2 separate regions of the Mus musculus genome follow, and region 2 is linked to region 1. A link is a loop called in an ENCODE intact Hi-C map of the cell type or tissue named here. Cell type or tissue: left cerebral cortex. All regions are shown on one strand. Each heading gives the region's core, and the rest is flanking DNA. Links, peaks and the distances in the headings are about the cores only.

Region 1 (2,802 bases), core at 191-2,690:
AAAAACAGAGAAACATAAAAGACCAGATATGTGTACAGGCATTATGTTTCTGTGTAAAGTCATTATGCAGCTGTGGTCTACTGTAGTGGAGGTGGATCAACCCTTCCACTACTAAAAACCTTAATGAAGAGGTACTGAGGTAGTGCAAGACACAGAAGAGAGCCCCACACTTGTCCTTGCTTTCCCAAGCAGTCAGTGACTGAGGATTGCAAATCCAATGATCAAGGTTTTGTCTGCCTCATGGGGCTGAGGAGGCCTTGCCAAAGAGAAGAGACCTAGACTTTTGGTTAGGACGCTCACGACTGTATCTACTTGGGAGTAAGGGTGGATTAGGGAATAACCAACCTCCACAAGGTTGAATGAGTCTTACCTCCTGAGCAGAATATAATGATCAGATATCAGCTCAGCTATGGTCAGGCAGTCATTGAAGGAAGCCAGGACAGGAACTCCAGCGGGTTGATACAGAGGCCATGGAGGGATGCTGCTTACTGGCTTGCTCCTCCTGGCTTAGTACACTTCTTTCTTATAGAATCCAGAACCACCAGCCCAGTGATGGTACCATCCACAATGGGCTGAGCCCTTCCCTAGCAATCACTAATTAAGAAAATTCCTTAAAACTGTATCTCCTGGAAGCATTTTCTCAATTGAGGTCCCCTCTTTCCAGAGGATTCTAGCTTGGGTCAAATTGGCAACACTAACCCCTAAGTCTCTCTGATAGAACACTTTCTCCCAAGCTGCTTTGCTCAAATTCAGCTTCCATGTAAACAAGCACACTCTTAGTGGAGAAGATGATACTGACGCAGAAGGAAGAAAGTGAGAAGAAAGGGAGAGAAGGACTGAGGGATCGAGAAAGTTGTTCTAGTTTGCTTTCGGTTGCTATGATAAAACTAACCAAAACAACTTGGGGGCAGGCATTTCAGCTTACAGTGCATCTTTGAGGGAAGCCAGGACTGGAATTCAAGGCAGGAACCTGGAGGCAGTAATTGAAGCAGATCATGGAGGAATTTGGTCCCTGGCTTACTCTCAGCTTGTTATCCTATACAGCCCAGAGGTGGCACCGCCCACAGTGAGTCTCACATTTATCGTGAGTCAGGAAAACACCCCACCGACGAGCCTTCAGGCCAATCTGGTGGGAGCAGTTAGCCCATGTGGTCCTTTTTCTCCTCCTGTCTTACATTTATAGATGTATTGATTCGAAGAGTAAAAAAGTAAAATAATGACTGCCCTGAGAACTGGCGCTGCGGGATGAACCGAACGCTGGGTTAAGGCGCCCGATGCCGACGCTCATCAGACCCCAGAAAAGGTGCTGTTCCTCTCGTACTGAGCAGGATTATCATGGCAACAACACATCATCAGTAGGGTAAAACTAACCTGTCTCACGACGGTCTAAACCCAGCTCACGTTCCCTATTAGTGGGTGAACAATCCAACGCTTGGTGAATTCTGCTTCACAATGATAGGAAGAGCCGGTTAGACAAGCGCAGAAGGGAAAGAGAAGATAGACAGAGCTGGTTTGAAAATTGGTTTAATAAGTCTCCTTGGTTTACCACCCTTGTTTCTACCCTTGCCGGTCCCCTAATCATCCTTTTGCTTTTGCTCACTTTTGGACCTTGCATTCTTAATAAGTTAGTGGCTTTTGTAAAAGACAGGGTTAGTGTTGTACAGGTAATGGTGCTCCGACAACAGTACCTGACTTTGCCGAAAGAAGAAGAGGGGTCGCTCTAAGATTAGAGCTACTCACAAGAAGAAGTGGGGAAATGAAGAGTAAAAAAATAAAATAATGACTGCCCTGAGAACATGGGCCCCCGCCCCCGGCCAGATGGCCTAATTCCCTGGAACTCTTGGGAAAAACAACCACAAAATGTTTCAATGTCCCAGGTGCCTTGAAGTAAATATCCGCCCCTAGACTTCCCCTGTTTCCTCTCCCATCCTCCCCCTAGGTTCTGGTTTTTACCTTTATAAACCTGCTGGAAAATAGGGTTGGGGTCAGACTCCTCTACCCCTGCGTGGTGTATGGGTCTCGACCTCAGCATGCTGGTTTGTGTGCCATTAAAAACCTCGTGTGTTTGCAGCAAGCGTGACTGTGGCTTTCTGGGCTCGCGATCCCTGAGACTTGAGTGAGGGTCTCCCTTCGGGGGTTCTACAGATTCATGTCCGGTGCTCCTCAGTATTCCTTTTAAACTGACTTGTTAAACCGTGTCCTGTGGTTGTGATTTTCCTGTGACCTCTACTTGCTGTCTTAAAGTGTTCCTTTGAAGCCACCGCTCTACTCCCCAGAAAGAAAAAAAAATTCTATCATGTAACGGTTAAGTCATTTCCCTAAATATTTTGTTTTAGCGTGCCTTCTCATAGCAACGCAAATATTTTCGCTGGAAATTGCCGTTTTTGAGATAGGGGTCTTTCTACGTAGTAATGCTGGTCTAGAATTCGCCATTCTCCTGCCTCAGACTTCCTAGAGCTGAAAATACAGGCGTGCGTTACCGTCATGCTAGGCTCAAAAAGCGATTTAATGTTATATGATACTAATAAATTACCGGGTAAGATGGGTGAGAACTGAAGAGAATACCCAGAAAGTTCCTGCAAACGGGTTGCATGTGAATTCTTTGAACGTGAGACACTGACGTATTTTGTAATACTCCCTCAGCCTCCAACCATGCCATCATTCATCCAATAAGCATGCTCGGCTGTGAGGTACCTACCATGTGAGAGGGAAGCTATATTGATGTGAGGGGGAATCCGTCCATTCTGGAAGAGCTTAGTAAGGACAAGTTTGTTTCCATAACTTCTATATGTCTGCGCTTTT
Region 2 (2,802 bases), core at 177-2,676, 58 kb after region 1:
ACTGAATGCACTCTGCCAGCCGTGGGTGAATGAATGCTTTGCACACGGTCAATTTTCAATAAATAGTGGATGAGGAGTATACACCTGTGGTAGTAATGGGTGCACAGCTGAATCCAGAATTGACAACTGTTAAAAGCAAATGTATCAACAGAGTGTTTCATTTGTAGTTACTGTTGAGGATAGAGAGAGGGTCCTGAAGTTTATGAAAAACATTTTCACACCAGGAGTCTGTGACATCAAAGCAGTAAGGAAGAGGAAAAGCTGCTGGTTTATTCTGCAAGTAGCACACACTGCAGTGCATTTGATACAAGTTTTGTTACTGTACGTCCACCTGAGGTGGGAGCCCAGTGGCTAGGCTGTTGAGGTTTCCGGTTTTCACATATTATATATATTGCAGAAGAATGCTTTTTTTATTCCTCTAGGCTTATAAAACAAATGAAAAGAAAAAGTTGGTATATTCTTTACTCTGACAGTTTCACTCCTTGTGAGGTTTACTGGCCCAGTATTTTTGTGAAAAGAACTTTAAATCAAAACAGCTTCAGTTTCTGTGAACTCTTGTTTCATATCCAATACAAAAATTGTGGACTCTATAGATTTACTACAAAGCTTGAATGATTTTTTGTCTACTATTCACCTCCGTATGGGTGTGTGTGTGTGTGTGTGTTTGTGTGTGTGTGTGTGACAGTATTTTTAGGTGAGGTTCTCATGAAGCCCAGGCTAGCTTTAACTCCTTTGTAGCTGTTAAGTTTGAACTGGCCCCCCATGCTTCCAATGCGGAGTGGTGAAATTATAGGTAGGCACCACCACACGCAACTCTTGAGTGCTGCTGAGAGCCGAATTTGCAGCTTTGAGAATTTTAGGCAAATATTCTGCTTTTTGATCCATAATTCCAACTTGACCCACATTTGAAAATTACAGAGTATACATGCTCGTTTGTGATTGCAGTGTTTGCAGAGTGTTTACACATCTCTACCCATATTCCCTTAGCCCAAGCAAGTCAGTGAAGTCCAGAACAGGGACTGTAATAAGGAACACTGGCTTTCAACAATTTGAACTATGTAGGTAAGGAGAAATAAAACACAAAAGACCAGTGTTGAGGACAAAATAGTGCAGGGCTCGGGGGGAGTGGTGTGGGCAGCAAGCTATAAGCATGTGGTTTTACAAGGATAGCACGATATGTGTGTGTGTGTGTGTGCGTGCGCGCGCGCGCGCGGGAGCGCAGCTTTTTAAAGCTACTCAGTTACAGGCGGTGCTCAGTCCTTCCTGTTTAGTCTGAATAGGTTTTCCAGATTGGGTAGAGGCTTGGGAACTGGATTTCTACTCCCAAAAGCTGCTTTGAGGAAACCAGTTAAAACAGTCCAGATAGGAGTAATCTTCGAAGACCATATAAGTCTGGCACATGTTTCTTTTTTTTTTTTTAAATGGTTTTTTAAAGGAGAAACAGATTTTTGATTTTTTTTTTTTTCAGTGAACAAAGCAAAACCTAGAGGTCCCCTTACGCGAAGGGTAGCTTGTTGTAAAAGGAAGAAATGCGGGCTGGTGAGATGGCTCAGTGGTTGAGAGCACCCGGAGTTCAAATCCCAGCAACCATATGGTGGCTCACAACCATCTGTAAGAAGATCTGATGCCCTCTTCTGTAGTGTCTGAAGACAGCTACAGTGTACTTACATATTATAAATAAATCTTTTTTTTTTTTTTTTTTAAAGGAAGACATGCTACTGCTTAGGAGCTCAGGATCCTGCTCTGCTTGCTGCCATTTAGGATTACTATTTCCTGGTGAACACTGTCACCAAATCTCCTTCCTGAGAGCTAAGCAGATCCTAGTAATTTGTTAGGACAGTTTGTTAATATTAGACCATGAGTAACGACAAACAGTTTTACTTACAGCCTTTTCTTTTTGGGAGTCCCCAATGCTATTTATACACAAGGTATCCTACACATCAAAAAGTGCGTTTTACCCTTCAAAGTTCAAGTCATGTCTTAATCCTACCAACGTACCAAGTCTGCGCATCTTTTGTCCCTCGTGCTTGTGTGTGTAGTGAACTAAAGGTCCATCACCATCCTGGTTTAGCTCCTAGGTTGTACCCATTATATCCTTTTGGTTTTCTAGTCATTAGAAAAATATATATTTACTTGAAATAAAGCCTAAAATTTGTTATTCAATGTGCTTTAGGTGAGTTAATAAAAATGGAAAGTTTTTGAATTGATGATATAATCTCTATATCAGAAGTCACCGTAGTCCAGGCTTCAGATGTAGTTCAGTGGTTAAGATCATTGGCAGTTCTCCAGAGGACCTTCCAGCACCTACAGGCAGCTCACAACCATCTGTAACTCCATTTCCAGGATGATGGGACTCCTGACCCTGAGGGTAGGTATTGCATTCGCAAAGTACACACACAGGCAGCTATTATTATTATAATCTTGGCAGCTAAACTCAGTCGGGGTGGGTGTGGACAGAGGTACCCTCAATATGCACAGCCTTCATGAAGTGCCTGCTGCGCCCTTTCCTGCACCCAGCTCTCTCAGGGAAAAAAACCGGGTTCAGTGTCAACTTCCTGTCCTGGAGAACCGGAAGAAAATGCATGTCTCCTTCGGCGCGTGCGCAGCCTGGCAGGATGCGTACCTAGCGTCGTCCTGGGCTCTACTTGAGCCTCTCATAAATCCTGTTTTGTGTGACGTCATCTGTTGCTTGAGGTTCCCAGACATTTTGGAGCTGCGGAGGGCGTGGAAGAGGAAAGGTGCAGCCCCGAACCCCCGCGGATCGGCCTAGTCCTTTGACAGCATCTGACACGAGTACGGATC

The links. Peaks named below come from ENCODE experiments on the same cell type or tissue, not always from the same donor. Only the 100,000 strongest peaks of a DNase experiment are listed, where the experiment ranks them.
Region 2: a loop joins it to region 1, with 5 times the contacts of the local background. A loop is called at or near these places in 3 of 42 quality-filtered maps.

What each region holds. Positions count from the first base shown.
Region 1 is chr16:35,980,354-35,983,155 of GRCm38, forward strand. It overlaps Gm15564 (a long non-coding RNA gene), which reads right to left. Exons shown (of 2, transcript XR_001781900.2): 1 at 2,699-2,802. Among named protein-coding and RNA genes, the nearest start is that of Gm15564, 1.6 kb to the right of the region's middle. In left cerebral cortex, for the core only: a CTCF peak has its summit at 1,401; DNase peaks (open chromatin) are centred at 1,399, 1,861 and 2,230; H3K4me3 peaks cover 745 bases; H3K27ac peaks cover 618 bases.
Region 2 is chr16:36,038,520-36,041,321 of GRCm38, forward strand. It overlaps Wdr5b (WD repeat domain 5B), which reads left to right and starts at 2,671. Exons shown (of 1, transcript NM_027113.2): 1 at 2,671-2,802. In left cerebral cortex, for the core only: no CTCF peak of the experiment used is centred there; DNase peaks (open chromatin) are centred at 1,137, 1,583, 2,044 and 2,615; H3K4me3 peaks cover 510 bases; H3K27ac peaks cover 288 bases.